6 separate regions of the Mus musculus genome follow, and regions 1, 2, 4, 5 and 6 are each linked to region 3. A link is a loop called in an ENCODE intact Hi-C map of the cell type or tissue named here. Cell type or tissue: heart. All regions are shown on one strand. Links, peaks and the distances in the headings refer to the core of each region. The heading gives the core; the rest is flanking DNA. Region 1 overlaps 6430710C18Rik (RIKEN cDNA 6430710C18 gene). Region 2 overlaps 8430437L04Rik (RIKEN cDNA 8430437L04 gene). Region 3 holds the start of Sp3 (trans-acting transcription factor 3). Region 4 has its middle 30 kb from the start of Gm30069. Region 5 overlaps Gm30257 (a long non-coding RNA gene). Region 6 has its middle 40 kb from the start of Cdca7.

The links. Hi-C counts contacts between places; a loop is a spot of excess contacts. Peaks named below come from ENCODE experiments on the same cell type or tissue, not always from the same donor. Only the 100,000 strongest peaks of a DNase experiment are listed, where the experiment ranks them.
Region 1: it touches region 3 in a loop (2.0-fold over the local background); 3 of 42 quality-filtered maps call a loop at or near these places.
Region 2: a loop joins it to region 3, with 5 times the contacts of the local background. A loop is called at or near these places in 5 of 42 quality-filtered maps.
Region 4: a loop joins it to region 3, with 2.2 times the contacts of the local background. A loop is called at or near these places in 2 of 42 quality-filtered maps.
Region 5: a loop joins it to region 3, with 1.9 times the contacts of the local background. A loop is called at or near these places in 3 of 42 quality-filtered maps.
Region 6: it touches region 3 in a loop (3-fold over the local background); 9 of 42 quality-filtered maps call a loop at or near these places.

The regions. Positions count from the first base shown.
Region 1 is chr2:72,750,294-72,755,630 of GRCm38, forward strand. All of the region lies in intron 4 of 6430710C18Rik (RIKEN cDNA 6430710C18 gene), which reads right to left. Among named protein-coding and RNA genes, the nearest start is that of Gm46747, 10 kb to the right of the region's middle. In heart, for the core only: no CTCF peak of the experiment used is centred there; a DNase peak (open chromatin) is centred at 2,458; H3K27ac peaks cover 1,607 bases.
Region 2 is chr2:72,726,315-72,731,651 of GRCm38, forward strand. It overlaps 8430437L04Rik (RIKEN cDNA 8430437L04 gene), which reads left to right. Exons shown (of 7, transcript NR_040503.1): 6 at 487-576; 7 at 2,538-3,154. Among named protein-coding and RNA genes, the nearest start is that of Gm30257, 4.8 kb to the right of the region's middle. In heart, for the core only: a CTCF peak has its summit at 2,563; a DNase peak (open chromatin) is centred at 2,627.
Region 3 is chr2:72,975,706-72,981,042 of GRCm38, forward strand. It overlaps Sp3 (trans-acting transcription factor 3), which reads right to left and starts at 4,741. Exons shown (of 7, transcript NM_001018042.3): 1 at 4,545-4,741; 2 at 3,782-3,927; 3 at 3,193-3,324. The coding sequence starts at 4,551. Sp3os (trans-acting transcription factor 3, opposite strand) reads left to right here and starts at 3,727. Exons shown (of 3, transcript NR_045269.2): 1 at 3,727-3,890. In heart, for the core only: a CTCF peak has its summit at 2,842; DNase peaks (open chromatin) are centred at 3,376 and 4,196; H3K4me3 peaks cover 3,036 bases; H3K27ac peaks cover 2,379 bases.
Region 4 is chr2:72,642,701-72,648,037 of GRCm38, forward strand. No RefSeq gene overlaps it. Among named protein-coding and RNA genes, the nearest start is that of Gm30069, 30 kb to the left of the region's middle. In heart, for the core only: a CTCF peak has its summit at 1,971; no DNase peak of the experiment used is centred there.
Region 5 is chr2:72,738,808-72,744,144 of GRCm38, forward strand. Gm30257 (a long non-coding RNA gene) reads left to right here. Exons shown (of 5, transcript XR_374639.3): 2 at 107-176; 3 at 3,854-3,922. Among named protein-coding and RNA genes, the nearest start is that of Gm30257, 7.7 kb to the left of the region's middle. In heart, for the core only: a CTCF peak has its summit at 2,392; a DNase peak (open chromatin) is centred at 2,074; H3K4me3 peaks cover 1,010 bases; H3K27ac peaks cover 1,194 bases.
Region 6 is chr2:72,513,875-72,519,211 of GRCm38, forward strand. No RefSeq gene overlaps it. Among named protein-coding and RNA genes, the nearest start is that of Cdca7, 40 kb to the left of the region's middle. In heart, for the core only: a CTCF peak has its summit at 2,707 (motif pointing right); a DNase peak (open chromatin) is centred at 2,707; H3K27me3 peaks cover 2,010 bases.

The sequences.
Region 1 (5,337 bases), core at 605-4,604, 230 kb before region 3:
CTACAGCTAAAATAGGCCTTCCCATATCCATCAACATAATCAAGATAATCCCTGGCAGGCTTGCTCAGGATCCCATGTGGTTCTAGATTCTGTCAACTTGACAAGTGACACAGACCAGCACAGCTCGTGACTCCTTCCCTCGCTCATGCTCAGATCTGGCGATATGGACTGAGCCATCTCACTGTCCCTTCTCTGACTCATCATCTGACCTGTCTGTCTTTCCTTATAAGGATGTTTATGAATACGCAGGGGCCATCAAGACAGCCCAGGATAATCTTAAGGATCACAAGTAGCAGCATCCGTTCCCTCTTCCAGAGCACTCTGGGGACTAGTCTCTGGGAATCATGAGTCTGTCTAGCAGACGGTCCTGTTAAACAGCTTCTCATGACCCCTTATGACCCACACTCTCCTTGGCTAAGCACATTCTCACTGTGACTCACCAGACTACGTGTCCCTCCACATCCCTCTGATCACTGTTTCTTTTCCTTCTCCTCCAGCCGTATCAGCTTCCTGCTCTTCCCAGACTGGCTTCAATAAATCGAGCAGCCACTGCATGATCTGTGCACATCACAGATGAAAAGGAGAAAGATGGTGGAGAAGGAAAGGAAAGGGGGGGGGGGAGAGGAAGATGAAGGAGGAGGAGAAGGAAGAAGCCAAAGAGAAAACAAAATAAGTCTAGGAAAATGTGTTCAACTTCATGAATTACTTCATTTAAACCATGATACAAAACAATGGCTAAAATAAAAAAGAAAGCACTAAATGTTGGCAAGGGCCTGGATCTTCACACACTGTTGGGGAGCTGGATTGTAACTCCTTATAGCTACTTTAGAAAATTGCTTAGCAGCATTTACTAAAGCTGAACATATCCATATCCTAGGTTCCAGGAAGATCATATTATATCGTATTTGTTATTTGTTATGTGTTACCCCCATTTCTCACCAACTGCAAGTGCCTGACGGGAAAGTATTGTCTGGTATCCAGCTGAATCCTAGAATGATAGCTAACGTACAGCAGGTGCTCAAAAAATATTTTTGATGAGTGAGTGAGGGCACCTAAGAGAGCCATTCACGGGTCACAGCTGTGACCTCTGGCTTCACCCGCCACCCGAGCATTCTGTACAGTATTAAGACACAGAAGCCCCTCCTTGTTCTTCCAATGGTGGGGAAGGTTTATTCTCCAGTCTTTGTCACTTTGTCTAAAAAAACAAAATGATTCCTGTGTCCTCTGCCTGTGTTATCCATTCCCTGAGGTTCAAAGGATGGCATCTTCCCAGTCCCCTCCCCTCTGACCTAACTTAACACAACCAAAATCCTGGTAATATTAGGCAACAGCTAAGGGTGTCTCCCATTGATCCTCAGTAAATCGCCAACAGAGTCCTATGAGATCAGTTCTATTTTTAACTACATTTGGCAGAGGAGGAAATGAAGGCACAGACACACAAAAGACTAGTCTGAACTCACAGAGCCAGAATGTAAGGTAAAATGAGCCTTGTTCACACCAACTCTGACCATCCCACCCCACCCCACCCCACCCCACCCCACCCCACCCCACCCCACCAGTCAGTAGCAATCATGGAAGAAGAAAAGGCAATGCCAGCTTGCTGCGTGGTGAGTATTAGGCTCTGTTCTAAGCACTTAATAGCTAACATCTTTTGGGACTCATACAATACCCAGGATTTGGTTTTATAGGGATTTTGTTGTTTGAGACAGTTTCATGGTGAAGCTCAGGCTGGCCTCAAACTCAAAATCCACCCCCCCCGCCCCCCCCATCCCCCAGGTTCCTGAGTACTAACTAGGACTGTAGGTATATGTCACCACGTGTCAGATTATACTCTTTTTGATAGAGGTGAAGGATCTGCTGTAGAAAAATGTTAAGTATTGTACAAGCTCACAAAGTTCTTGAGTGGTGAAGTCAGCCTCCAAACGAACCTTCTGCCTCTGGATCCCAGACCCCACTATCTCTGTGAGAAGTAGCCTTTGCCTGTGGAGGGCTGGGCACCCAGAGAGAGCGTATGGGGTGCATTGAGAATGCCTGAACACCCCTGATTCCAGTTTGTAGTTATGGTTTTGACTCCATCTGGGACACTATGCTATATCAGCTCAGTATTTTACTCCACATTAACAGAGATTATAGTCTTTAAGGGCCTTTGAGTCTCTACAACCACTAAGATAGCTATCTTTTCTGCCTTTTAAAAAGAAAGGATTCAGACCAGAGCAGAGAGTCTGGTTCAAACTCACGGAGAATCAAAAGAGAGGACCTGTTTCCATCCTTGCCGTCACTCTGCCCTGACTCCACAAAACTCCTGCCAAGATTGCTCAGCGGGGAAAGCAGTGGATTTCCAGTCTAAACTCATGGGCCTTTGCCGTTCTCAAGGAGAGAGATCTACTTCCTGTTCACATCCCTGTACTCAGGAAGAGGCCACAGCCCATTTCCCTGGGGTTTCTGAGAAGACAATACATAGTGTAGGCAGCACCTGGTCCAGTAAGCCCAGCTGACAGGTTCCAGCCAAAGCTTACTCCTTGCAGTCAGACCTGTTTGAAGTTTACTGCAGGGTCATGGATAAGATAAGGAGTTTTAAAATAAATGCGATGAAAGGTAGGGATCAAAGGTCACACCTGTCACCTGCTAAGAAGGCGATTGTCAACAAAGTCTGTGAAGACAGACACAGATAAACTTCCTGGCAAACATCCCAGAAAGCAAAAGGCCCCTTGCCAACAATTTCTCATGAAATCTCAATTCCTGGAATCACCAACACTATCAAATTACTTCTGTGTGGTAAAATGTAGTGAGCCTTTATGAGAAGGAATAGCAAGCCCTGGCTGCTGCAGATATGCCAACGAAAGCAGGGACATCTTGATAAGACTGTTTGGGGTATATAACACACACACTGCGATTAATGGATGGAGAGATGCTCTAATTTAAACGCTTTTCAATATAAAACATGGTACAACGAAACACCATGATCAAAAAACAAATTAGAGAGGAGAGGGCTTATTTGGCTCACATTTCCACATTGTAGTCTATCAATGAAGGAAGCCAGGACAGGAACTCAAGCAAGAGGCAAGAGCTGAAGCAAAAGCCATAGATGGGTGCTGCTTACTGACTTGCTCTGCCTGGCTTGCTCAGCTTGCTTTCTTATAGAATCCAGGACTAAAAGCCCAAAGGTGGCACCACCCACAATGGGCTGGGCCTTCCCCTACCAATCACTAATTTAGAAAATGCTCTACAGTCTGACCCACAGCCTGACCTTATGGAGACATTTTCTCAATCGAGGTTCCCTCCTTTCAGATGTCTCTATACAGTTTCAAACTGATGTAAAACTGGCCGGGACAGATGCAGTGTGCCTATTGCTAAAGAATTTGTTACTTTGTGAACCTGTGGAGCTCAGTCAAGGTTCAAGGGGTGCTCATTTTCATGCTTAGCACCCCACCTTTGCCGCCATGTCTCTCCTTTAAGTGCATATGCTAGGAACAGCTAGTTGATGTGGTATTTTTATTGTCATTATTTTGTAATTGAAAAATAAATAATTCTGAACATAATGGTGATAGAATAGATTTTTTTTCCCCTTCAAAACTCTTCAGAATAAACAAGCCACACCACACGGGTAGCTATGCATGGCCCTTTCTCCTAGTATTGCACAGACGTAGCCTTCTTGAGAAGGCTTCTTATCATACTGGACTCTGGTCCAAAGGATGAGGCCTTATGTTTTTTATCACTTCACTTATTTGGGAAGGGTGTGCTTAGGTGACACAGAGAAAGTACAGAGGTCAGAGGACTGCTTGCTGCAGCGGGTTCTCTCCCTCCACCTTGTCAGCCCCAGCGACAGAACTCAGGTCATCAGACTTGGCAGCAAGTGTCTGTACCTGCTGAGCCATCTCACTAGCCCTACCTATGCCCTACTTTCAATGACATCATAGCTATTAGTGTTGAAGCAACTTCAAAGACAAGCGCTTAAAAATCAGATGAGCTGGGAAGACTTAAACGTTTATTCTGTCTCTGTTACATGAGCTGTATTTCAAAGCAACCCATTGACAACGGATGAGGGGAAACTTGTCTGTAAGGTTCCAGATAATAAAAATAAAGGGAAGAGCAAGTCGTAAAAATGCCGCGTCGTCACCCTCGTGTGATAGCTGCTAAGGCAGTGAGCATCCACGGGAGCTGAGACAGGAACAGATAAAGAAGAGGTGTTCTCGGTACTCTCTCTAGTCCTGAGAGTGAAATCAGTGTCCTACTGGAAGGATCATCTCCAGCTGGACTCATTGATAAGCCTTGGCATCACTAAACTCGGATAAAGCCTACATTTCCTACTTCCTGGTATGATAGAACATGAAGAAAAGTCAAATGTCGCACCTCCATAAGTTAAAGCCTTCATAATTAAAACATAAGAGATCCCATATTGAACACCAGCTAAAACCAGAACCTGGAGCATCGAAAGAATAAGACTCTTTTGGGAGAAGCCTGCCTGTCACCACACTAAGCATATCAGGCAGGGGAAGAGACCTAGAGGCCTGCCAGCTGCATAGCCAGCCTTCAATGGAAGCCATCACAGGCCCAAAAGAGTGGCGGAAAGACAGGAAGGAGAAAAGAGCAGAACAGTTTGAGCATTGTAAAGAGAGGCAGGACTGGAGACACGAGGCTGGAGAGGAACAGTCCTCCTGCCCTGCCACCTGAGGTCATGGTGAAGTCCCAGCCTGTGCTGCCATTGAGGGCCATGTCTGGGTTCATGGCCCTGCAGTAGCAGGGGTCTGTGTCAATATCCATGGCCCATATTACCACTAAAGACTGTGTGGAAGTCTCTGGGCCCGACTGCTGCCTGGGCCATGTTGAGGCCCAAGGGCTGTGCAGTGTTGGCCCCTTCCCTCACTGTCTGCAGCACTTTCCCAAGTGAGAGTGGGCTCTGCACTCCACCTGGGCAGCACAGTAGAGCTGGCCCTGGTGGCATGGGTTTGGGTGAGCCTCCCTGAATGCATGAGATTGAGCATGCTAACCCTGAACCTTGGAGGCTGCAGCATTTGGTGAGCTGGCCAGGGCAATGCTGGAGAGCTTGCTCTGGTGGTGAGGTTACAGTAGAGCTGTCTGGCTGACCAACTCAGCTACCACCGAAGCCCAGATCCAGGGCTTTGAGTTGGTCCACTGCAGCATCTGCCTTATCTATAAATTGCTGGAGGATATAAAAGGGCTAGTCCCTCAGATCCAAAGCTGCAGGATCTCCAAGACACGGGGCAACAACAGGATATCAGAAAGGAGTCCCAGTGAGGGTGCAGTATCAATAATGTAGCAGAAGCCAGAGGCCTCACACCAGACCAATGACTCATTGAAATAAACATTTGCAAGATG
Region 2 (5,337 bases), core at 691-4,690, 250 kb before region 3:
TTTGATAGCCAGTTCCTCACTGGTTGAGTTACGTCTGCCAAGAGCTCAGGAGAGAATTCTGGCGCACATATCTCCTCATCCTTTCCTGAGTGGACAGGGAAGACGAATGCCATTCGAGAGTGGCTTCCATGCACTTCTCTGACATAACCCACTGTCTCCTCTTAGTCATTTGTGAGGCAAAATTAACCCTCAGGAGTGCAGAACCGATCCACACAGCCAGAGGGTTAGCAAGCCTGAGCACCTGGTGGTATGCCCAGACCTGAGGACTGTGCACAGTTCTGATTGCTTTTCTGTTGTTCACAAGTTGATTTAACACTCCGTCAAAGTGTTCTTTTCTCCTGTGCCCATTTTCCATGGGAGAGAACTGAGGAAGACAGAGCTTAAGAGACGTGGCCTAAGATTTGAAGCTTGGGAACCTCAGCTGGTTTCAGAGCCTGAGTGTGTCTTGTTGTTGTTGTTGTAATTTTAATTTCCTTCACCAAAAAGCATCCGGCATGGAAGTCAATTTGAAAGGACTCTCACTAACAAAAACGGAAAAAGAAAAATCTATCATCGAAGAAATTACATCACAGCCAGGTATGGTGTGTGCAGCTCAGACCTGTAATCCTAACACTCAAGAAGCTGAGGCAGGAGGATTGTCAAGAGTACAAAACCAGCCTGAGTTATAAAACATGGCAAATTCCAGGCTTCTGCATCAAAGCCAATGATAGTAAAGTATTATAAATCCCTGAATGGAGCTGAGTTCTATCATCCCATTTGAGAGGAAGGAAAAAGAGGGAGGGAGGGAGGAAGGGAGGGAGGGAGGGAGGAAGGGAGGGAGGGAGGGAGGGAGGGAGGATTGGTTAGTGATTTGTTGTGTGGGACTGTTCTTTGTTACATTAGATCAAATATAAAGGAATGAGAGGGGCAGGAAAGCTGTTGTTTGCTAACTACCACAGCAGTAATTGTTAGAGGTAAAAGTTCATAAAAGTACTGGGTAAAAGTTTGAGGAATGGCAATGTATTTCCACACATGAAGGTATCCTGCCAAGATACTTACTCATTACAAAAAGAAAGTCGTACATTTACACCAGAGAAGCTGGCAATTAGCACCTTAATCAAAAGCTCGAGGTTAACATCCGCAGTAATGGACACAGGAGGTTATGTGCCTCCTGTTTTAACTTGCTGCACTTTCTGCTGTTTTCTTGCTAAAATTTTATAGCTTGAATCTAATCACAAGGAAACTCTAGACAACCCCAAAGGAAGGGACATAATATTAAGTTGCCTGTAGTCTTAAAAAAACATGTAACATTGTTATGAATGAACAGTGACTGTTTCAGATTAAGACAGACTAGCAAGACACGGCAGTGAATGTTGTAAGTGCTCCAAAAATAATATCCTTCTCCTCCTCCTCCTCCTCCTCCTCCTCCTCCTCCTCCTCCTCCTCCTCCTCCTCCTCCTCCTTCTCCTCCTCCCCCTCCTTCTTCCTCCTTCTTCTCCTTCTTCTTCTTCCTGCTAAAAAAGCATTGCTGAGATCAAATGGCAAACCCTAAGCAAGCTAATAGATGAAATAATAGCATTTTATCAATTCAAATTTCCCAACTTTGATGGGAAATTATGCTGTGGCTTTGTAGGAGAATGTTCTATTCAGGAAACACACTGAAGCATTTAGGAGCAAAGGAATATTGACTTTTTAATTTATTTTCAGTCCATTTAGAAAAAAGTTGTACATACACAGAGAAATTATAAGTATGTATGTATGTGTGTATGTATGTATTTATACAGAAAGAGAATATACGAAAGCAAATGTACAACTTTTAATATTTGGGAGGTCTGGACAAGGTGGATATGTATATATCCTTAGTATAATTCTTTTAATTTTTCTGTAATATAAAATTGTGTGAAATAATCTTTTATATATCTGAAAAGAAGAAGGTATCAGCATAAAAATTCAGAGCCTCTGCACCTGGGATTCCTTCTGGCCAAGTGATCAAAAATCTAATTCAAATTGGCCAGGCAAAATACACACACACACAAAAATATTATTGGTCCATGTTCTCTGAGGGTAGAGATGACCTAAGACATAGCTGAGTCTAGCTCAGTGCCATTGTGTCTTGGTTCTTTTCCTCTTATCCCATCCCCCACTGGGTTGGCTTTATTCTCTGTGCCTATCTGGAGGTGCCTGGAAGTTCTAGGCTTAGTATTCTGGGTTTAGATCTAGTTGGAAACACAAAGACCCCTCTTCCTAGTGCAGCAGATGTCTTCCTTCTGTGGTACGTTCCATCAGCTTCCATACACCTGCCTCCTGATACATTTGATGCTCAGCACTTCTGGTTTAGCTAAGCTGAATGAAAAGCTCCCCTCTGGAGCCAAAGTCAGCCGGATACTCACATAGGTAGAAGTGACTCACGTATGGAAACTAGAGGTACCCACACCAGATTCTGGGAATACAAACACAAGACACCCATAGATTCTAAACTATTGAGAACAGTGTAACTTGTCCTTCTAAACTCATGGCTTAAAACAACTATCTTCTCTTTGTGCACAACTATGATTTAGGCAAGATTTAGCAGGAGCAGTTCACCATTGCTCCACATGGTGGCAGCTGAGTGGCTTGATCACAAGGACTCCTGGGTTCATTTCCAAGATGGCTGCTTCCCAGGAACGACAAATGGATGCTGAACTATCAGCTGAGGATTCTTCTCCACGGGTATCTCTTGGGCTCCCTCAAAGAGACAAAACAGGATTCCAAGAGACAGAAAGGGATGATGTCACACATCTGAGATGTAAGGGGTTAAATCCCATATTCTGAGGAGGAAAGCCCCAAAAAGACTCAAAGGGGCAATGAAATGACTTTGCCTCTCCAGGCAGAATGACAAAGAATGTCCATCTGTCTTTAATCCATTCTCTCTTTTCTATTGTTCATTTCTCTCTTGTTCTATTGTTTTTAACAAAGCTTGAGTCCAGATGTGTATTTCTTTACCAGAAGTGGTGGCAAGACAGGTGCAAACCTGTGAAAATGGCATTTAGTGCTAGGAAGTGGTTCAGAGATGATGTCTTCTGTAGGGACAGAAGTTATTCAGTTATGGTGCAACCATATGAAAATTTTATGACACAAATTTTCCAGTAGAAGCTAAAAATTTGGCATTTTGAATTAAACCTAAGTTATTGGCTCATCTTTTAAAATAACTTTTCTTCATTTGTTTATTTTATATGTGGTAGGAAGTCAAATGTTACAGAGTGTGTGTGGAGGTCTCAGGCCATCACCTGACAGCCAGCTCACTCCTTCCACTTTGTGGGACCCAGGAATTGGACTCAGGTCGTTAGGCTTGGCAGTAGGTGGCTTTACCTTCTGAGTCATCTTGCTGGAGCTGGCTAATCTTTTAAAAAACAATGTGAGACCAAGCAAAGCACCCTGAGGCAAACTCAGGTACTGGACCACCAACCTATGACTGGAGGTATTTGCTGTCACTACTTTAAAAAAGATTCATAAAATCATTGTAATTTCCTAAGATAATATCTCAGAAGACGATTAGGTTAAGAAACCCACGAGGTATGAGAGCATGGATTAATTCTTATTTTAGGGATAGTCCCAGCATTGCCTGTAGATTAAAAGTAGCCTTCAAACAAAACCATGAACTACAGCAATTGTGTCGAAGTGTTAAACTGGCGAGTGATTTATTGCAAGGCAACAGATAACTGGACCACAATCTTGACATGACTCTTTGAGAATCAAACTTCTCATCCCATGAAATTATATCTGCTATTAGCACTATTTCCAGTTCACTGTCTCTGTTATTCACATTGCTATGATGATCTGAGGATCATTTTCTAAACAATGGTATGTCTGAAATTTAGAAAGATTTTTTTTTCTAGCCCCAATTTTCTATTGTAACAATGAAAACATTATAATAGCTATAAGAAATCAGCATAAGAATTACCCAAAGTGTTACTCTCTTGTTTCTCTTCTTTCAGTAGCATGGCCTTCCAAACAGCCTACTTAATGAAAGGGGAAACACACCTTCAAGACTGTTGCTTTAAAACCAAAAATCCCACCATTAGGTTTTACCGATGAAGACTCAGGAACAAAATGGTGTGGTGAAAGCCTGCTAGCTCAGAGAGGCAGAGAAAGCATCCAGCTGACCTTCCTACTCTACAGATGTCTCAGAAGGAAAGTGTTCCTTCTCCTCTCCACGCTGTCTAAAATCCCCTTCAACTCAAAGACCCTCTTCTCTGTTGACTTACGTTCACTCCCTGTAGGCTGGTTACTTGCTCTGCCTCTTGACCTAGGGTTGACTTTATTTGGTTTTGTTTACAGAAAGCTCTTAGGCTAAAGGTGTGTGCTAGGGCTGAGCCACACCACAACTACTTGTTTACAAAAACAGAAAGCTAGTGGATAAAAGGAAGTGCTAAGGCTGAGCTACACCACAGTGGGGGTTTTCCACTTTACAATCTTGGGGTTCACAATGTGTTCAAATGCCATGCTACATAAGATGAAAAACAGGTAAGTTATCTCATCTAGGAGGACTTGGAAATTGCTAATCATAAGTACTCAAAATAATCTTATTAGTACAATTATAAGCTAAAGGTGCAATTTAAAAAATAAAATAAACAGCAGGGCATACTAGCCCACACCTGTAATCCCAGCACTCAGAAAGAGAGGCAGGTGGAGCTCTGTGACTTGGAGCCCAATATGAGTTGGGCTATATACATATTGATTCTAGAACAGCCAGGACTACATAGTAAGACCCAATCTAAACCAACCATCCAATCAACCAACCAACAAATGGTCCCAGTTTAGCATCACACAGGATAAAGAATTTTAATGTCTACTTTGAGGGCTGCGTGCTGGAGTTGTCATGTATGATACATAAAAGCAAATCATGAATTTTCAAGCATACCATATAATTTTAGAATGACATGTTCATGTTTTCTGTTTTGCTTATCTGTTTGGAAAGTAAGGGACACAAATCATTTAAGGAAGGAAAAATAGATGTTAATGGTATTAGGCTGGCGGGGAACATATGAAGTTCTGAGCAAATATGTATTATTGACTATATCAAAGACCCCAATGCCTCAAACCCATGGGAAAGACGAAGCCTTGCCTAGGTCAGCTCAGGGAAATAACAAAGCCTTCTCCTAGTCCCTGTGCAGATGTTGACAGTGCATTCAAGAAGTTATCATCCACAATTTATCCCTACAGCATAAGTGGAAGCCGAAACCACTTCCCCACATAGACTTTCTCCTGCTGAGATTAGCTAAACCTGCCTTCTCCATGCAGATGTATAAAATAAACACACTGTGTTTCCAGGCATCGGTGAATCTCTGTCGGAGTGCATGGTCCAGCCAACCCCAGCCT
Region 3 (5,337 bases), core at 528-4,527:
GATAACCCTCTATGCAAGTTCCCAAATAAAACTAAGTCTCAGTCAGTCACGCTAATATTCTTATTAGAAAATGAACAAGGAAAAAATCGTCAACATCAAAGTTGATGTAAAAGGCATTGCTCATTCCTCCTGGGTCTATACACCTAACAAGGTGAAAAGGACCATAACCTACAGAGGCCTTGGGTGGTGGTGGCACACCCAATGATGTTGCTATAGCAATTCATGACAAGGGCATTCTCCAATGCAATGAGGCATAAAAATGATGGGTGGAGAGTGAAGGAAAAGCAAAGAACAAGGTCTGTCTTCTTAGATTGTACCAGTGGAAAGGGATAAGAAATTCTCACTGCATTTTGAAATAATGATTAACTTCTTAGCCCCATTAATGGCTTTATAAAAGCCAGAAGGGTGTACCTGAAAATCAGAACAAGTGTGAAACTAAGGTGGAGTCAAATATAATAATTCTTGAGCAGATACTCAAGTAAAATGTCAACTCAAACTGCAAGGGCACTGTAAGGTCTTCCCCACCCCAACTCAGTATGTGGGGGTGGAATGGCAGCCAAGCCTTTGCAAATAAATGCTAGGCAAGCACTGTCACTAAGCTACATCCTGCCCTGTAAGGTCTTAATGGTAAAACTCCCTACTCTTGAAATGAAATCAGTATTCACTTTTTAAATGTGGCAACATTTACCTGCAAAACTAATAAACATTGAATTTGTAACTTAAACCTGTGATTCTTATTACATATGTTTGTATAGTTTATTTCACAAAAGCACAAATAAATTATCATTAAGGTCATGCCTGTAATTTGGACAATATTCGCAGAGATCTCATTTCCTAATTATTAATAATAAAATACAAAGGAACTTTGCTGCATCATCTCTGGATGCCCATTACAGGTCATTATAGATGAAACCACTGTGTCTGTCTAATCTGTAGCTCTGCACACCCTTGGCCAGGATCCTCTATAAGTTCCAAACTCAAATGGTAAAGTCAGTCTCTAGTGAACACTGGCTTCTCAAGGTACTCATCATCTAGAAATACCAAGCTAAATTGTCATTAGGTTGAGCATCTGCATTTGGCTTTGGACAGAACACATTAATAGATATCTTTGTCTAGAACCTAGATTAGAAAATGAACATTAATGGAAAAATTGGCAAAACTCAAAATCTGTAGCTACCCATGTTAGTGATACACAGATTTGAAAACTGTGCCACAATAAGGCAGCACGGGGGGTAGCTGGGTAAAGGTGAAGGTCGTGACTCTGACACTGGATTTCCTGCTTTGCCCTAAATCTAAAAACATCCCACAACCCTCAAGACACTACGGTCCTCTAGTGATCTCCAGTAATTTTAGAGTACTTAAATATATTTAAGTATAGTTTTAAATATTGAAAATATCTTTTAAGCATTCTGAAAAAAACTTTAAACTACTTTTAAACTAGAAACCAACTTTTTTCCCCATTAATGTTCAGACAAAAATGACAGCTCTCATATTTTTCACCTTATTCAACTTTCAGCTCAGTTTACTTCAACTTTGCTCAAAGTGAAAAATTTGGAAGAACTCAGATTTATCGAGCATCAAACATGCACCAAAAAATTCCAAGTTTAGAGGCTTCTCTAGCAAACTGTATTTTCATATTATTACTTTTACTAAATTCAGAGTGTTCATGTTCATCTGGCAGGAAATGGTGTTCTTAGTAATGTTGTGATAGGTCAGAGATCTTAAAGAAGCCCAAGAACATGACACAAACACATGGCTGGGGTCAGTCTAGTGATCCACTAGAGTTGGAGTCTAAGCATGATGCTTTCAACCCTGTGCTTCTCCTCACCACTCCCCTCCCCATCTGTAAGCACATTCTGAAACTTTGATAGTTACATGAAAAATTGCACTTTATTTAAAGTTTATTTTTCAATTTTACTTCTGAGGTAGTTTATTAAGGAAAACAATAAACTTAATTTGACACTTTGGGACTAGGGAAATATAACTTACTTTAAAAGTTTACTAATCTGCTTAACGTTTCTTTAAATTTAAAAGTTTTCCCAAACAGCTTTTGATATTTTAATATGCTTAAAAAATACATGACATTAAAAATGCTCCCACTGTCCATAGTCTAATTTCAGACTAAAAATATCTATTTACTAATACAGAGTAACAACGTTGAATGACTAGTATACAACAGCTAACTTTTCTAACAGTGACAACTAAACTGACACTACATAAATCGATTGCTATAAACCTCTTAAAAACTTAGTCTTGAGGCGTGTTTTAACTATCTTAACAGGTGAACACACCTTTTCACAGTAAGCTAAGAGCAGCAATGGTCCACACAGATGTAAAATTCACATTGTCTACAGCACCTAATTTTACACTGAGTCTTCACTAAGACTTGCCGCTCCTCTCCACAACCTAGAGGTTCTAAAATTTACAAAAGAATCCCATCAGACTCGTTATAATAAAAATAACATTTAGCCAACCAATTTCAACTCTTAAAAGTATGAAGTGTGCTAACAAGCATGTAAACAAAATGACTTTCATCTACTTTTTAAGATTGATATTCTAGAAAACCTCAAAGGCCAAAGTTATTACTAACTTCAAATTCAAATTTCAATAGCCTCCCAACTATTTCACTTAACCCTACTCAGAACAAAACTAGTGCAAAGTTGGAGTAGTCTGCAAAACGCCAACAATTCTGAATGATCAGGTTAAAAAATAATAATAATAAAAATGTTCGTCCCTGCGTATAAAAGAACACCCTCCTTAAATGATCAAATACCCAAGATCTGGAAACTTGCTCCAGATTCAAAAACTCTAGAAACTAGAGCCATCCTTGCCTCGGTAGGTGATACTATCTGTGACCGATAGGCTGTGCTTGCAAATGTAGTGCAAAGAGCGAGTGAGTTTTCAAGTCCTGATACGAATTACTTAAACATCCATTTTGGAGTCCCGTGCCCACCCCCCACCTCCTCCGTCTCAGACTTCATTTTGTGAGGAATTTTGCGCGCGATGCCGCAGTGACAATCTCCGGAAAGCGCGGGCCGGCCCGGGCTCCCACCGGGGACGCGAGCGAGCAGGGAAGCGCGGCAGAGCCGGACGGCCCGCGCGTGACGGCCGCGCGGCGGCGGGAGGCCTTGGGCTGGCGGGCTGGCGGGCGGGCGCGCCGCAGGCCCGGGATGGCGGGCGGGCGGGACTTACCGCTCCGGCGGCGGCGGCGGGGACCCCGGCGGCGGCGGCAACGGCCGCCTCCTCGTCGTCGTCGCCCGGCGATGGCGGCCCTATCTTGCTGCAGGTAGCGGCCAGCAGAGCGAGCGGTGACGGCTGAGTGTCCTACCCGCGATGGGCGGGTTCAGAGAGGGAGACAGGGAGGGGGGTGGCGGTTAGGGCCGGGCCCGCTCGCACAGGAAGTACGGCTCGCTCCGCGCCTGGCCGCGCCGCCAACCCGGCCCCGCGCTCTCCTCCTCCTCCTCCTCCGGGGTCTGCGGCGCCTCTCCCCGCGCTCGGTGGCCCGCGGCGGACGGCTGCGCGCCGGGCCTCTTCCCTCCGTCCGGATCCCACCCGGGAGGGCGCGCACACTTGCACACTCACACACACACAAACACACACACAAAAAGGCGGCGGGCGGGGGCGCGCGGGCGGGGTCGGAGCGTTGGCGCCTCGGGCGGGCAGCTCCCGGGGCGGGGGAGGGGCGGGCGAGCGCGCGCGGGAGGGAGGGAGGGAAGGAGGGAGGGCGAGGGGAGGAGAAAGCGGCGCGCGGGGAGCCCGGCCGCGCTCAGCCGCTCCTCACCTGGGCCGCCGCCGCCGCCGCGCCGTTTCCGTGCTGCTGCTGTTGCTGCTGCTGCTGCTGTAGATACTCGCCGTGGCCGCCGCCGCCTCCGCCGCCGTCCACGTCCAAGGCAGCCATTTCCTCTTGTTTCACGGGCTTTTCGGGAGCTGCAGGCACAGCGCGGGGGGAGGGGGGAGGAGGAGGGTGGGGTGGGGAGGAAGGCGGGTGCGGGGAGGGAGGGGGCCCGCGAGCCGCGGCCACATTAGTGAGCGCCGGGCGGCCCGGGCCCTGCCCCTCCCCTGCCCTCCCCCCGGCCGCGGCGGCCACGGCGGCGGCGGCGCGCTCCCTCCTCCCCTCCTGCTGCCCCCGCCCGCCGCGGCTGTAACCCTCCTCCTCCTCGTTCCCTCCTCCTCCTCCCCGCGCTGCCCCTGCCCCCTCTCCTCTCCTCTCCTCTCCTCCCCTTTCCCTCCGCGGCGCTCGCTCCTCTCGCACCGTCAGTCACTCGCACACGCCCGCCCGCCGCCGCCGCCCGCGCCCGCACACAGGGGGGATGCGCTCCCGGCGGACCGGGCCGCCCGCCCGGAGCCCGGCGGGCACTCGGCGCTGGGGCTGGAAGGGCTGGACAGCTGGCTGGCGGAGATGGGAGTGCGGCTTTCTGCCTCCGCCGACACTCGGTCGCACGCTCCCGGAGGCCGGGAGCCGGCGGTGGCGGCCCCGGGCTGGCTGTGGGCGGCAGTGGCAGCGGCGGAGGCAGCGAGGGTTGCTCTCTCTCGGCTTTACGTACCGGTCATAGTGTGTTTAGGACAGCTCAGGCGGGGCTCCCCGCCGCCTTACACATGGTGAGAAGCGAAGGCGGCGGCGGCGGGAGAGGATGCGGGAAGCGGCGGCGGACACGGCCGGAGCGGTCCGGGGAATTTTTTTTTTCCTATTTTGATTGACTGTGCGGGAAACACAAAAGGTGGAGCCTCCAGCCCAAAAGGGGGGAAGAGGGCGACAGCCCGCCCGGAAGTTCCGCCCCTCTTCCCGGCTCTCATTTGCCGCTAGGCTCTCCGTCAGCTCTGTTCATTGGTCCGGACGCCTGTCCGTCGCTCGGCCTGGCGGCGGGCTTCCTGTTTGCCCCCGGGTTGAAGGGGAGAGACAATGAGCGGCCGTGGCGCCGTAGGTTCTCCAGAACGGCCCCGGCTCGCGCGTTACCCCGCTGTGCCAGCCTCGTTCCTCGGCTGCGGCTGCCAGACCCGAGGCGCAGGCCTCTTCCACTGGCTGGCCCTGTGTGCAGGCCTCGCCAGGCTGTCGGGGAGCCGAGCTGGGGAGGAAGTCCGTCCCCGGTGGCTCCGGCTCCACTCGACGTCTCCTCCATCCTGGCAGCCGACCGGACTGGATCTCCCCAGGGCCCGGGCGCTCGGAGCTGCGTCTTGCCAGCGCTGCCAGGAGGCCACCGCCGCTCGGCCCCAGGGCTGCTGCTGCTACTGAGCAAACCGGACCCGCCCCACGAGCCCTGGGGGAGGGAGCTGGTATTGGGGGAGACACCCCCTCCGAGGCTGGAGGAGGACGTTTTCACACACATTCAGCTCTTGGTC
Region 4 (5,337 bases), core at 408-4,407, 330 kb before region 3:
AAATACATTTTAAAAAGATAGGGATGTGTCAATGGCAGCAGTTAACCTGGTAGTCCTGCTTTCTGTGGTAATCCTGGCTGAGGCAAACATGGGTTCTTTTATGCCAATCTTTTCCTTGATTATTTGGGAATCTCATATTATTCACCCCATTGTACTCACCTCCCATGCCTCCCATTTCAACCCCTTCCCAATGAACTCTCCCCTCAAAAAACAAACAAACAAACAAACAAACAAAACAAAACAAAACAAAAGCAAGCACCAAGTCTGTTTTTTGTTATCCACATACTCACGGGAGCATGGTCAAATTCCTCCTGGTGGGCAGCTTCACAAGGGGAGATGAGATTCTCTCACCTGCACACCCACCAGAAGCCATCAATTGTGGAGAGCTGTGTGGCTGCTGACAAGGGCTGGGACCAACTCTCCTACACCCATGCCACTACCTGCACTGCCATGTGTCAGTTGGCAAGGTGTAGGGCTAGTTCTCCCTCAACCACGCCACCAGCTCATCAGCACCCACACACATCCACATTGTATCAGTCCTTCTAGGGTAGCACAGGCCACAGACAACATAACCCAACATGGCCATCAGGGGCTACAATGACTATGGGGCTCATCATGGCCTACATGTGCCACTCACACCCATATGGCCCACCGAGGCAGCAAAGCCCTACAACATCAATAAGTCAATGGTACAGATTGCATATGTCCACATGAATCTCGGGCTTCGTCAAGGCCTGGGGTAGCAGCATCATGGACCACAGACACCACCATGGCCTCTGGTGGCACCAGGGACTATGGTGGTCCTTCGAGGAGTTCCAATCTAGAAAGTGAATCTTTCCTCATTTCTAGGCCCCCTTCGTTGCCCAGAGCCAGGGCAATCTCACAGCTGGGCAGCAGGTTTGGGGCTGAATCTGTTGCATTTGTACAAGCTCTAGGGTGCTGGATCCTGCTCTGCCATCATTATGCTCCATTTTTCTATTTTTTTCCATCTCCCCATCATATATTTGTTCATTGCAGTGGATAGTGCCTGTGTGAAGGTGGGCCTGGTTGGCTTCTGTCACCTGCGCCACCTTTATTCCAATCCTAATTACTAATATGAGATCACATGTCATATAGTAAATTATCTACCACAGTAAATTATCTGTCTGTCTGTCTATCATCTATCTTGTAGTATCAGTTCTCCTGGACAAATTTATAGGTCAGTATACCAGAAATAAGTCTTTTGTCACTCTGTGCTGTGTGAGTGGTGCTGGATAGGCAGTGGTGTCCACATGTCCACACAGGTACATAATCATCTTCCATCCTCAAAACAGAATCAAAAATTGTTTGGAAAATGGAGTCCCTGAGGGCAAACACAATCTGAAACACTACTGCATTACACAATATGGACTAATGTGGAGCAGGCACAGTCCGGTCTCCACAGCAGTGTTGCTAGCTAGTTCCTTCCTTTGCACAGTTGCTGTTTAGAGCGTCTAACCTGAGATTGCCCAGTGTGACACACGGCCCTTTTTCCTTCAAATGAGCCTTGTGACTGTGTCGCATGCAAGCAGGACACAACAAGAGTCAGATCCACATCCCCGGTACTGTCTGCAGGGGCCTGGAAGAGTTTGTACCACAGAAGTCAGGGCTGCGTGTGGGAGGAGAGCGTGGGTTAGAAATACTATTGCTGTCAGCCTGGGAGTACGCTCAGCTGCAGGGTGTTTGCCTGCATATGCAAGACCCTGGGCTCAGTCCACAAGGCCACAGGAAAAATGATATCAGGTGTAATTAGAAAGTTTTCTTCTTAGGAAAACAACCCCATCTTGACCCAGCCTGTCTGTCATATTATCTGTGCAGCAGAGAAAACTCTTTTCTGCTCCCTCCTTTCATTCAAAGTCATTTACACTTTTCTTTTCCTTTTTTTTTTTTTTTTTTTTTACAGTTTATACTTTCTTCCTCGGCCTAAAGCTTCCAGTGTCGCAGCACTAGGGGGCCACACACACCTACACTTGAGAATTCTTTCCAAAGCTATTCTGCCCACCCTGGCACCAATGGCGAAGGGCACAGAAGACAAGAGAGGGTTAACCAAGAATCAACAGTGGACCATATCAATGACACCAATATTGTATAAGGTACAGAACTTAAAATAAGTACTGACTGTGTGCTCAGAGCCAGGCTCGGTGCTGGCACTAACTTCGGATGAGTCTTATTTCATCCAGCTGCCATAAGTGCCACTTCTCAAATGAAAAAAATAATAGTAAGAAGTTCGAAGCTCCAGGGAGCTGGAGCGACTCCCCAGGGATCTGTAGCACGTTTGTGGCTGGGAGATGATTCTCAGCCCACTGAAGACGCTGTGGCAGGAGGCCAAGGGTGTACCTGGAGGAGGCAGCCTTTGGTGCAAGGGGGTTGTGTGCCCTTCTAGAACAGCAGTGGTTCTGGAATAATGGTTCTAGACACTAGTGGGGGGGCTGGGAAGAGTGGAGGGGGGAGAAATTGTGGTCTGGATGAGAGAAGAATCTATTTTCAGTCATGCACACACACACACACACACACACACACACACACACACACTTGTGAGAAGACAGGGCTGCAAGGACAGGGCAGGACTCCCAGCTCTCATCTTTGTGTGTTTCAGACCAAGAATGCTTCTTTGCATCTTTTCAGAGTACTCTAGTGTGGGGAAGGTATGCTACATCTCTTGTGTGGGCCAGTTGCTTTCTTGCCTCTCACGGATGTGATTATTTTAAGGGTAGCCTTTTCCTTTTTGTCTTTATCCAAGAGAATCATCTTAAGGTTGTGAATCACTTAGTGATCAGGGCACACTGAGAGACCAGGGTACATCATTTGGTGATTTCTTATTGTCTGATCGTATGGAACGCACTGGCACAGAGCTACACACCTTATGGGTCAGTCATCTAACACAGCTTTTGGGTGCAATCATCATGCATCTAGAAAGGACAGTCTTCTCGTGAATGGTTTTCTGGAAATTGCGTACATATATGCAGAAGACTGAGACTCGACCCACATCCCCCATCATTTTGTACAAACTCAATTTGAACTAGATTAAAGACTTCATGGAGGACCCGAAACAAGGGAGCTTTGGGAAGAAAACAGTGGTTAAGGAATGTTAGAGAAGAGAGGCCATAAGCACAAGAAACAAAAGCAGGAGAGTGGGGTTTTTGTGATGGGCCCAGGCACACAAACCCTTATGCTTCTGGACTATTTTGTTCTAGGACTGTGGAAGATTTTGGAGTTTTGCATCAAGCTCTCGGAGCTTAATGAGCTAGAAGATAAGAATGCTGGAAGATATACGGACAAAAGAGGCCTTGCTTATGAGGACACAGACGAGCAAGGACATAAGAAAGAACTGCGCCAGGAGCCACTTTTGTAAGGTGTTTCAAAGGACTTATATGTGCCGGTCATTATAGGCCTGGGAATTCTCTAAAAAAGAAAATGGTGACCTAGCAACCCCATCAGTGTATGTAGCCCAAGGAAAGGAAGTTAGTTTGCTGAGGAGATGGGTTCATTCTCATGTTCACTGAAGCAATAGACATAATTGTCACCACATAAATTTCTGACCCAGGTGTCTGTAAACTAATGGGTCAGTAATATCTGGTTCATATACTGCTATAACAAAGAACAAAATGCCAGTCTCAATCTGAATGAACCAGAAATTAGATTAAGTGAACGGAGTAGGCTGTGTATATGTGAGAAGGGAATCTCACATAGGTGGGATCTAAAGAAAGTTGATCTCAAGAGGTAAGATTACAGAGGTGGTTCCCAGAAGCTGGGGAATGAGAAGGGCTAGGACTGTTTTCCTCCTGGCCTTGGGTTGACAGTGGAGTCACCACGCCCTTATTGAGCAATGTCTGCGGGCTGTCCTAGAGAAGAAGATTAGGGCACAACCCTTTTTCCCAGTGACCTTATAGTCTAATGAGAAAGATTAGACACTAGTCAAGTAAGCATGATGTGAGGCAGAAAGCCTTCCACATTCCAGATCTTGACCTAGGACCAGGGAGCAGAGGGGAGTGGCTACAGTCCACAGGGATGGGAGGGAGTTGCTGTTTCTGGGATGACCTTGAATGCCATGGAGATGTGGAGATGTTGGCATACTGGGAAGGTGGAGTGTCGTGGCTTATCGATTTGAGCTAGTGAAGGGCCACATCATGACTGCCTAGAACTCGGGGGAGATGGTTTATTTATCGAAATATCATTTATCAATAATAAAACTCAAAGGATAAACTTGACCAATATTAACATACCCACAGACATGTATAATAACAACACAATCTAATTTTAGAATGTTTTTGTCACTCCCCCAAATAGAAAGCTCATAGCCATTAGCAGCTACCCCACCCAAACCCCAGTCTTTTCTCCATCCATCCCTGCCAATCACTAACTACTCTGCGACTGTTTGGACTGGGAGGGTGATTTCTACATAATTTAAAAGGCGATTAGGCATTACTAGCAAATTTAACAAGTAACATGTTACATATCTTAAGGGTTCAACTTGGTGATTTCTGGATGTAGTTATTTCAATTTTACTGCTTACTAATATGAATGATCTGTATGCTAAATATCTGCTCATCTGCTGATGGGCATTTGGTGGTCCTTGGTTTAATGAATGATTATAGAGACAACTGTAAACCATATATATACATACACACACACACACCTACACACACACACACACACACACACACACATGACAGGAGGTGAGTGATCAGCTAGGAACAGGTGACAGACAGGAAGTAAATGAGTCTAAGATAGAAAGGACAGAAGTGGAGAGTTTATTCATGCCCTGTGGTATGCTCTCAATGGGCAAGACCACAGAGAGAACCATTTTGGCTGAGGCATGTGAGGGGCAGGCAGGCAGGTAGTCAGGCAATGTCTTGATGCTATGGTGCCCTGGAGTTGGATTTTATTGTGGTTAAAAACAGCCCAGGCTTTGGGCAATGATAGTCAGCCTTGAGTTAAAAATGGCACAGCATGACATCTGTCCTGTTAGGGCTTGGTATGCATCTTGATGAGATATGATCCTGCACAGATGTGGCAGTAGCCTTGTCCTGACCCCAGCCTGCTCTGTCGCATAAGCAGCCAGCCTTATTCGGATGCAGCATAGTCACCCTTCCCAGTGGCTCAGCATAGTCACCCATCCCAGAACAACATCTGCAACAAACTTGGAATGTGGCGTCTGGTCGGGAATCAAACAGTGTGTACGTAAGTGCAACAGCAGAACTGAAGGATCCAGGAAGGAGCTTGGTAACATTGGGAGTCATGACCTCCCTCCTGATGAGTGCAAACCACAAAGAATGTGGGAAGGAGGCAGGAGGATGGTTAAGTCAGTGCTGTGAGAGA
Region 5 (5,337 bases), core at 458-4,457, 240 kb before region 3:
TACCATTGAGGACCTCAGTAATAACAGAGGGAAGGTACCAGTGGTGTTTTAGATTGAGGCATCTGCTTCGAATTATTGTAATTATTTTGGTTTTCTTGCCTTTCAGCGTCCAGGCCTAAGATTGCAAAGCCTGGAGTCGGTGTACTTATGACTGACAGATCATCCTTCATCCTAAGGTAAATCCTGAAAGCCATTTTCATCAAGCTGCACGAGGAGAGCAAAGTGAACCAGCATGTTCCAGCGTACGCGGAGATGGAGGAACGCCCACAGAAGGGAAAACTTAGCTCACTCGGTAGAGAGAGATAAAGCTACGTGTGGCCGTGCAGTGTGGCCGGGATATTCACAGGCTGCAACACAAAGGTCGCACTGGAGAAGGAAGGGTGAAGGGACCAGCGAGGAAGGACAGGAGAGAGGATGTGCAGAGCCACAGACCCCAAAGCCTCAGGGCCAGGCAGTGAGCCACAGGGGGTGCCAGACGCTGCAAATGCCTGTGAGTGCAGACGTGTTCACAGACACATCTGGATGTGTCTCAAAGAAAAAACATGAAGGAGAGAGGAGAAAGACTTGCAGATGTAGCGTGAGTGACCCTAACGGTGATGGTGAACAGGTAGATTTTCTGTTACTATATCCCTTATTCCTTTAAACTTTTCAATTTTTCCATTAAAAAAAGTAAAAGAAAATGCTTTAAATGCATACACAAGCAGATGCATAGGGCTGCCATTTTAAGCCTCTGTAACTGAAAACATAGACATGCACACACATCAAAATGGCTGCCATATTTTGTATCCGATCACAAGAGGAAGACAAATAGTAAGCTCATGACTGTGATTAATAAGGAAGTCCCAAAGCCAATAGGATCATGAGGCATGATAGCTTCCATTTTTATAGATCAAGCACTGCTTGGTACAACACATTTAGCTTCTCATACATACCCACATACACCAATGCACACATCTGCACACTCAGCATCACCCCAGTGTTGAGATGCTTTGGAAAGTGAGCGACTCCTTAAGAGCCAGCCAGCCTTTCATGGTGAGCCTGGCCAGACAGTTCACTGGATTCCTGGGTGTCGAGATGAACATGTAGTCACTGCCATATTCCTAGACTACAGTAGCAACGGTTAAAGTATCTGTTAGGCTGATTAACCAAACAGCCTTTACACCTTAGAAACTTCATCCCGATGGATCATAGAAAGTCTGCATAGAAAATGAGCAAAGGGGAACTGTTGGGATAATTGAAAAAAAAACCACAAAAACCTTTAATGAAAAAGAATGTAATGGGCAATACAAAAATAATTATGAGATTGGCAAGATGGCTCAGGGGGTAAAGGCACAGGCTACCAAGTCTGACGGCCTGAGTTTGATCCCTAGCACCCTGTAGTAGAAAGAGAAAGCTGACTTTTCCGAGTTTTTGGAATGTCACATGTGTGTCCTGGCACATTCAAGCAAGTACACACACACACACACACACACACACACACACACACACACACACACACAGAGAGAGAGAGAGAGAGAGAGAGAGAGAGAGAGAGAGAGACTGAGACAGAGAGGGAGAGAGAGACAGAGAGAGGGAAAGATAGACACAGACAGAGAGTGTGTAAAATAACATTTTAAAATTATCTCCCCAAATAGATATAAAGATGGTAGTTTCACAGACAGACAGACACAAACATGACTCTAAACATGTTTAGCACATTAGCATCTTCTAGACCTGACTTTGAAGCTACTCGAGTACATTCCAGGCCACATTCCCCACGGATGCCACATTGGCTGGGACTGGAATCACAATCCATTCCAGAGACTATGCTAGAGACCCAGATGTGTTGGCTACTCCCTTCATCCAAGAGTCTCCTGGAGCGTTTGGAGACCTGCCTCTGTAGCATGACCCAGCAACATGGGACGGAAAGTTCCTGAGTGGATACTGTCATAATCAGGCAGGCACTGGAAGTTGGCAGGTGAGGGCTGCTAGGTACCCGTACTATGCAGGCAGCACGTCTGACTAGTGAGGGCTGCCATCCAATGCAACTAAGCTGCCAAGCCAGGTTCCTTCCACATAAGACAGGCAGGGTACAGGAGAGAGCCTGACTCAGCAAGTAACACCTAAGCAGGATCCAGTGCAGAGGATCACAGCCAGCAGCACTCCTTTGCCCGAGTCCCACCTTCTCTGACCTGCCCTCGCTGGCTCTGGACTCCTAGAAAGTGATGAAACTTTCCAGAGCCAGAGCGCGCGCGCACACACACACACACACACACACACACACCCTCCCTGCCTCCACGCCAGAGTCATTTCCCAGTGACTGTGAATCAGTAGAAACACTCGCCTTTCCTGGCTCAGCCTGACTTAGAGACATCACAAGTGACAGAGTAATTCAGTTGTGACAGGAGCACCGCCAGGGGACACACTTGTCAACGGGCCCATCTGTCTACTGTCACTCTCTATCCCCTCAAAAGCGTACGGGGTTGCCCCTCTGCTGGGAATGTTACGGGCAGAATTACGCTCACTCATCCCACTCCAGATGTGGCGCTGCATCGGCTGTTTGCTTTAGAGTGGGGGCGGGGCAGCCACCGGGACGGCAGAGGGCGAGTGTAGAACTTGCAGCCCCCAGGTAACTGTATCTCTCTGTGCCTAGGGGTTTTCACAGAATGAAAATAAGGAGTTATGATGTCATGCACTTACTTCACCAAGGTTTGCTCCACTGCTACTATAGATGCAGCGAATGGCTGCGTAGATGAAGCGATGCAATTCCTGGGTGCTGCCCTCTCTGAGCTGAGGGGCTTCCTAAGAGAAGCTACATTGCCTGTACAGTTACCAGATCACCACATTTTATAACTAGGAAGCCAATGAGTAGCACAAATCCTAGATGTTGCAAGCTGGCCACTGTTGACGTTAAATAGCCACAACTGAAATCCAGCTGGGCTGTGACGTCATCCTTCCCTCTGCTTCCCTTCCTCAAATGTTAGATGGTCTCCTCTCCCAGAATGGGGTGTCCAAGGCCGGACCTGATCTCCACTGTGCTCAGCAGGCCTCCCTGTGCCTGGCACACTGTGCTGAGCAGTAATACATGGTGAACACTGAACTTGGTGTTCTTTAGGTCTTCTTTGGCACCTCCTGCTTTGGGTTTGACGTGATGAGGCTTGTTCTCTGTTAAAGCTAAGTTCTGAGAGGGCAGGTACCTTCTTGCCAATCTCTGACTTCCTGGTAGGCACACCTACATGCACTAATTTAACAATCAATGACTGAAACTTCGCCCGCAGTAATCATCAAAGTGGCCCGATGACACAGATCTGCCACCCAGTCCTCAGGAGGCTGGAGCAGGACAGTTTTGAGTCCAAGGTCGGCCTGGACTACATAGTAAGTTCAAGGCCAACTAGGGCTAGAAATATAAGACATTGTCTTGAAAATTTGGCACGCAGCTCAGTGGTACAGTGCTTCAATACTGTGCACAAAACCCTGCAACAGAGCCCGGTTTTGCAAAAGGACAATGAAAATTAACTCAAGAGCAAATAGATGCCGTAAGAAAGGAAATAACCAGGCTAAGGATATAAGTTAATATTAGAGCATTTGTCTAGCATGCTCATGCACCTGGGTTCAAATCTAAGCACTATCCCCCCCCCACAAAAAAAAAGATAAAAAATTGTCAAGTCTACAAGTCCCACAAATTTACAAACTATGTTATCTATACTAATTTTTTTCTCCCAGTCACCTGAGGCTAACTTGGAAATCATAGGAAATGCTCGTTTTTACTGACCGTTGAAGAGCCTAGGCACAAAGAGATCATTATTGGTTACAGGACCTGGGCTATCCTGTAGGAGGGTGCAACTTAGCCAGCATTATTTTTATTGTCTCCCAGATCCAAACAGGCACTCCGATAAACACACTCAGATGCTTCCAACTCGCAATGGAGCCACAGGTATAGCAGGTGAGACCTGAATGCCCTTATCCCTTCAATCCATGTCGCAGACCCTACGGGCAAAATTCCAAAGAGCAGAAGGCAGGAGATGCCCATGTGCACGAGTTTTGTTTTGTTTTGTTTTGTTTTGTTGCCTGACGTAATTGTCGTCTCAGAGGCTGTCTTTGTCTGCTAACCTAGACCTAGTCCTAGAGCTTCTAGCCTCTGTACCATCATATCTAGGCCTGGAATGTATTCAGTTTCTGAGACATGTTGCTGAATAAACTCACCTCTTCCTTGTTCTTTCTGATCTCTGGCTGTCTGGTTCAAGTCCGCTAGCTGGTCAGACTCAAACTCCTCTCCAAGCTGACTGATCTGGCTTCTGTCAGTTTCTCACTGAATTGCTCTGCTTGTCCTCATAGTAACTTTGGCAATCTCTTCTGATCTTCTGGCTTCTTCTCGTTCTCTGGCTCATTCTATCTTCACCCGTGTCTAGCTTGTTCCCTTTTCAACCTGTCTCTGTAAAATTCTTGGTAAAAACTGCCTCCTTTCTCCATGACGCTCTTTCTTAAATAGCCCCTCTTTTTTTCTCCGTTCTCCTGTGAGTTGGGCATATCCTATTCTGTCAAATATGTCTTCATTGCTTTATCTGCCACTTAATCAGGCATCACCTTCAAATGGGTGCTTCCTTCTACAAACTGACTTTACCATTATTGTTTGGGATTAAAGGTGTGTGCTAAGGGCTGGGCCATGCCACAACTAAAAACAGGTTTTCCAGTAAATAACACAATCTCAGGATTCGAAGTGTGATCAAATATCCTGCAACGCCCATGCAGTTCTCCAGATGTGCAGAGATCAATGTTCTTACCACCAGCTAGCTTAGACTATGCTTTCTCTCTGCTGCTTCTTTTGCTGGCTCAACTGCAAAAGGAATGGAAGAGGGAGAGTCAAATTTGGTGTCTGCATTGGCAGTGTGCAGGGAAAGGTGAAGACCCAGACCCGGGCCCTGATTTTATTCCTTTCCATTATGACATGCTGAGTCTGAAGACTCACACACATGTACACAGGCACACACAGAAAGAGATATACAAGAGGCATGCCAAGGCAGACCCATATTGCCAGGCCCAGATTCCAAACAGCTAGAGCAGAAAGCAGCAGTTGGCAAGAGTAGGCAAGAACAAGCGACTCAGGATTGGGGCCAGGTTGACATGGAGTTCTTGGCATAAGCACTCGGCAGCCCTTTTTCAGGAAAACTGGCTGTTGTTAGTCTCTCTGGCCCTTCCCAGGGTGAATCCTAGCCCTGGAAAAGGAATTTTTCAGGCCTACCATTTGCCTCTTACTGCCTTAAAATACTGTTTGCTTGTCTTGAAATGAAGTGTGTGTTCATTAGTACAAACAGAGTATGAACAGAGTCATGGAAACAGTAAGGATCACTTCCACATATA
Region 6 (5,337 bases), core at 488-4,487, 460 kb before region 3:
TTTGCAAAGTGAAAGGCAGGGTTTAATTTTTAGACAAAAAAAGGAATTAAAAGACAGAGGCAGAAAGTCATGTATTGTCTATGGAATAATCAAAGTGTTAAAATAAAATAAAATAAAATAAAATAATGGTATGTAATGAGTTCTCTTTCAAATGGTTTCTTTAAACTGAATTGTCTTCTTTACGTGATAGAATGAAGAATCATTTAATTTGGTATCAAATATTCATGAGCTGTGAGTGTGCTGTGTCACCAGAACGGGTGTGAGATCACAAACCAAAAAGCTAAGTATGGGAGCTCCGGGGAGCGGTGGACAGTGGGCAGCAGCTTTTCAAAGCTTGTTGCGCCTTTGAATCTGTGATACTTCCTTCTCCGGCGTCTCAAAATGCTGCTTTGAGTGTGTGTTGGGAAAGGGGTCAAGGATAAAGGATAAGAAAGGAACCTGGATGCAGATTCTCAAAGCTTCTGCTCTTTTGCACTTCAGGAGACTCAAAGCAACCCGGAAGTTGGAGCACAACTCTATGACAGATGTCCCCAGACACTTCGAAATGGCGCAGGTTACGACTTCTTTATCAGACGACCGTGTATATATCTTACACACACACACACACACACACACACACACACACACACACACACACAATTTTCTTCTTTCAAGTTATGATGGCTATATTTTATAATAAATTTGATTTATATGAGACTATATTTTATAATTCAGTTGATTGTGGCCATTGGAGGAGAGCAACATAAGTTGCCATATACATTGCCTATATGATTGCTTGCTGTGTACACGGCAGAGCTTTAAATTCTGGAAAGAGTAGAAACTGCAACCAGAAGCCAGCTCAATGGCTTGCTCCATAGTGCAGGCTCTGAGAACCTCCTTGAATCCCTTGGAGTGAACACATTAATTCTGTGGAGCTCTTCCTTCCTTTAGTCTCAGACAAATGCTCTCTTGCCACCTAGGGCTGCCCCTGTTTCTTTCTCCTCATGGCCTCACACTAGTGGCTATCGAAGCTGTGTCTTTCTGGGTGCCTTTTTCCTACAGAAAGCAGACCTGACCACTTTTCCAACTGTGATGCTCTGCTTCATTGGCAAGTTCATGAAGGTTGAACAGCACCTATTTCCTGAAGCGTCCCTTGTTCCAATACCACCCCTGTAAGCAGTCATTAGGCCTCACTCAAGACATCTCTAGGGAGGGAACTGACACCAGCTGAAGAGGGTTTGGCTAGTAACTCTCCTACAGCCCATCAGTGAGCCTCAGAGGGGCTCCTATTGCATCTAATCACACCTAATCTTTCTGCAAAGATGTTTAAAAAAAAACTGTGTAAATCAAGTTTTTGTAAATCTAATCATATGTTTTATGCATCAGGTGAACTTGGTATGTAAAGGTATCCCATAGTGCAGCCTGCTGAAAAATGAAGATCGGCTCCTTTTAGTATTCATTTCTGTAAATGTGAATAATTATTCATGGGGTTGAAAGAGGTTCGCCTTCATTTAGGGTTTTGAATTTGCTGTCTTTACATTTCTTCTTCTGAAAAGGTCTCCTGTATCCTAGGTAGCTTCTATGAGCAGCTGGATAAGAATGACCTTGAACTTTTCTTCCTCCTCCTCCTCCTCCTCCTCCTCCTCCTCTTCCTCCTCCTCCTCCTCCTCCTCCTCCTTCCACCTCCCAAGTGTTGCAATCACAGGCCTGTGCCACCAGGACACCTGGTTTATGAGGCGCCAAAGATCAAACCTAGGGGTGTGTTTACCAACTGAGCTATCGCTCCCAACCCTCCTAGCCCTCCTAGTCCTCAGTGTCTTATTTGCAGTGAGCCCCAAGTGGGTATGTGCTCCACTACTGGAGAGCACAGCTAATGGGCCCTGACTTCCCAGGTCTTAAGGAGCCCCAGCCCTTACAGCGTGTCCTAATGGGTCAACACCTAACAGAGAGCCAGCGGAAACCTTGCTGCCCTCTGCACGAGAAAGCCGGATTTCCATTTCAATGTGGCTCAGCCTTCCTCTTTGACAAATGAAAAGATAGAGACTTCTCAATTACAAATAGTGGCGTCCTTGGGGGTGGGTGTGTGTGGGTGGGTGTGTGTGGGGCAGAATTCTCTAGATGTTGGGCCTTGCAATTTCTCAGCCATCAGGAATTCTGAGACTCAAGTCTCAGAAGCTAGAGGAAGCTAGATGCCGGCAAGATTTTTATGGCACGATGCTTATTTTCCTACTCCACAGAGGCAGGGTTTTATGGCAAGAAGGGGCTTAGTGACCAGAGCAGAGTAAAACTAGGCTACTTTCCAGGTTTATGCCTCTGACCTTACTCCCGAAGAGGGAGCATCCGGGAGGGGTTTCTCTTCTCCCACCCTCTGGGTGTACAATACACCCCCAGATGTGCAATACAAAGGATCCGATATTCAAACATTTGAAAAATGTAATTCTTGTTGTGGAGAACGTGTCCTAACAAAAAGATCGGCTTTTGGGGGAAAGTCGGGAAATCCCCCAGTCTTAAATTCCCAGCATTTGACTTGGGCACAGAGAACTCGATCATCCTTTAGGAAGTAGAGCACAGGCGAAGAGAGGGGAGACTCACAGATGGCTGGATAGAGATGCCAGTCTAGTCTGTGGGAGAAGCCTTGACTGAATGTGAAGCAGCTGGCTGAAGGCAGGCTCAATCAGGATTTCTGGGGAATAAAAATACACTCGGTCTTGGCTCTGGATTCCAGCAGGGGGAGCCCTAACTCTGGGAACCCGACATTGCTCTCTGACCGCTCGCTATCCCTGCTTAGCCCTTTCTGAGTTCAGCATCCGTGGTCACCGAGCTTGGCAACAAGGTCTACAGATGATGTCGCTGAACCAGAATCTGAGGTCTCGGTCCGCGCATCCTTGGATGAGCAAAGTGGTTAATACCTTTATAGAAACACAGCGGAACAGGCAATTCAGAAACAGGTGATCAGCAGCAAAGAAGGAAAAAACATGAGGAAATGAAGGATACACTTCCCTCAGTTGTTACCCTCTCCCCTACACACCTCTGCTCTCCACAGGGAATGCGCTCTGATGCTTCCTCTGTTCGGGTGTGCTGAGCTGGGGGTGTGGGAGCTAGGTGGATGGACCAGGCTTCCAGTTAGTGCTGGGTTCCTGCTGCTCTCTGGGTTGTAGAACGAGAAACAACAACAACGAAACCCTCATATTGTAACTATAAGGAGTTAAGGGATTTCACTTGTCATGTCTTCTGAGTTCCACTCTTGGGGATAAGCAGGGAGATGTAGGAAGCCTAGCAAAACGTGGGAACGGCCTGTTGAAAAAACCAGCCCAGCCCACCGAGTACCTAAGAAGTAGCACGCTAGGGGCAGAGTTCAAAGCTGTGCTGTGTGTAGTATTGCTGTCTGCGGGAGTCCTCAGCACCTTCTATAATCATGGGTAAGGGTAAGGGGAGGCTTAACACACCCCACAGATGCCCTTGTCCCCAGTTTTGTGGAAAGAACACTAGCTGCAGCTAGAAGCTCTGTCGTTTAAGTAGACTAATGAAAACCCCAACTCCATTTTGTCTAATCTGAAATTTCTGAAATGTATGTGATCCTGACCAGACCCCCTTTTCCATAAAGTGCCTATATTCAAGATATGGGTGTTCTGTGCAGCCCACTTTGAGAAATTCTAAGAGAGCAACCTCCCTGGGCTTCTGGTTTCTCCTCTGTACCGTGTCATCGTTCATTCCGAGTACCCTGGTAATTCCTGATGAAGGAACTGGTAGTGCTCAAAACACACTCAGAACTCCTAGAACATTATCTTATGAATATACAGAGACTGGTCTTGTGATATACAGTGAATATCACGCTCACGCTCAAAGTAGATGGTGGGCTTGGGTACACACAGAGACACAGTCAGGGGACAAGATGCTTTCTCTGTGTTCAGCATATAAACCACACAAGTCCGGAGGCAAGTTTTTGAACCTTGCTTTACTTTCTGTGTGGAATGGTGCTGTGGTGCACGGTTCTTGGCCTTTCACATACAAGGCCACACGAGTTTTTGTTTTCACTTAAGCAAAGAGTGAGCATTATTGCTAGGAGACTTATTCAGGACCTCGGCAGATTGCAGGCACCTACTGTGTCCTCTAAAGAACAGCAAGGCCATACTGCATGAGTAAGGACTGCCAGCAAGGACATGGCACAAATCATCTAGCGGCACCTAACACTCTAGGTTGTGACGGACAGAAGCAGGCGTGGTCAGGTGTTCTGTAGCAGCCAGACAAACTGGATGGAAACAGTGATGGGAGATGAAACCTGTGGATCCCTTTCCCCGGGGGATATTGATTAAGCTGTGGCAGAAGGAAGACAGGGGATGGGGATCCGTTGTATGATGCAGGCCATCCACAGTGCTCACGTCCACTGGATGTCCCTGTTCAATGATATTTATCCAGCAAGTACTGGACTACACACCTGTGTGCCAGACGCTTACTCCAACCCAGTGGAAAGCCATTGTCCCAAACTCTTGCTCGAGTTCTGCGCTACTAAAGGGTTTTCCCTTCTGTTTCTAACTGTGGCCGATGACCTGTCAAATTCCACATTGTTATAGCTGGGGCTACACACGTTAGCACTCCTTATACATTGCCCTGTTGCTGTGGTTCCTATGAGTGCATAGCTAGGATGCAGGCTTTAGGAGAGCAAAGGCTGCACCCTTGTAATCTTGCCTCTAGAAATAAAGTCACCCAATAAGAGCAAATGACTGAAGCGTCTGGGGACTCCTTCAGGCTCAGATCTCTGCACTTTGAAATAATGCTGTTTTTGAGTGTGTAGTCTGTGCTATGCTGAATGCATCTTTCAGCTCTCTCAGAAGCCCACAGTCTTGTTCTCAGATGTTTCCTAACTGCTTCAGAATTAGAGGCTCTGATTTTGGGTTTACATCTATTTTGTTATTGATAATGTTGCATCTGAAGATTAGTTGAACTTGGCAGAATTAAGTGCCCCTTTTGGGGTGGTCTGAATTCATCTCAGCTTCCACTGATGTGGTCTTTCCCCCCTGGCTTTCTGTCTCACCACTTTGGATAATTATGAGGGCTTTGGCCCATTGCTGCAGCCACAGAAGGCACCAGCAGTCCAGGTGGCCCAGGGAAGATCTGTGGGTTGTGGTGTCTGGGACCTTAAGAGGAGCCCATGGGAAAAATGAGTGGCGGTTGTGGACTTCATCTCTGCCACTCTCCCGGCTCTCCTGCGGGCGTCCCCTCACCTCTGCATGCTTCACCTCCTCTTCTCATGGAATCTCACCTTGGGGATCTCAGCCACAAGCGGCGTATATCCAGGAAAAGAGAAGCAAAGTAATATCTGTGCCTGCTTCACAGCACTGAATCCCGCTGCTCCCTCCC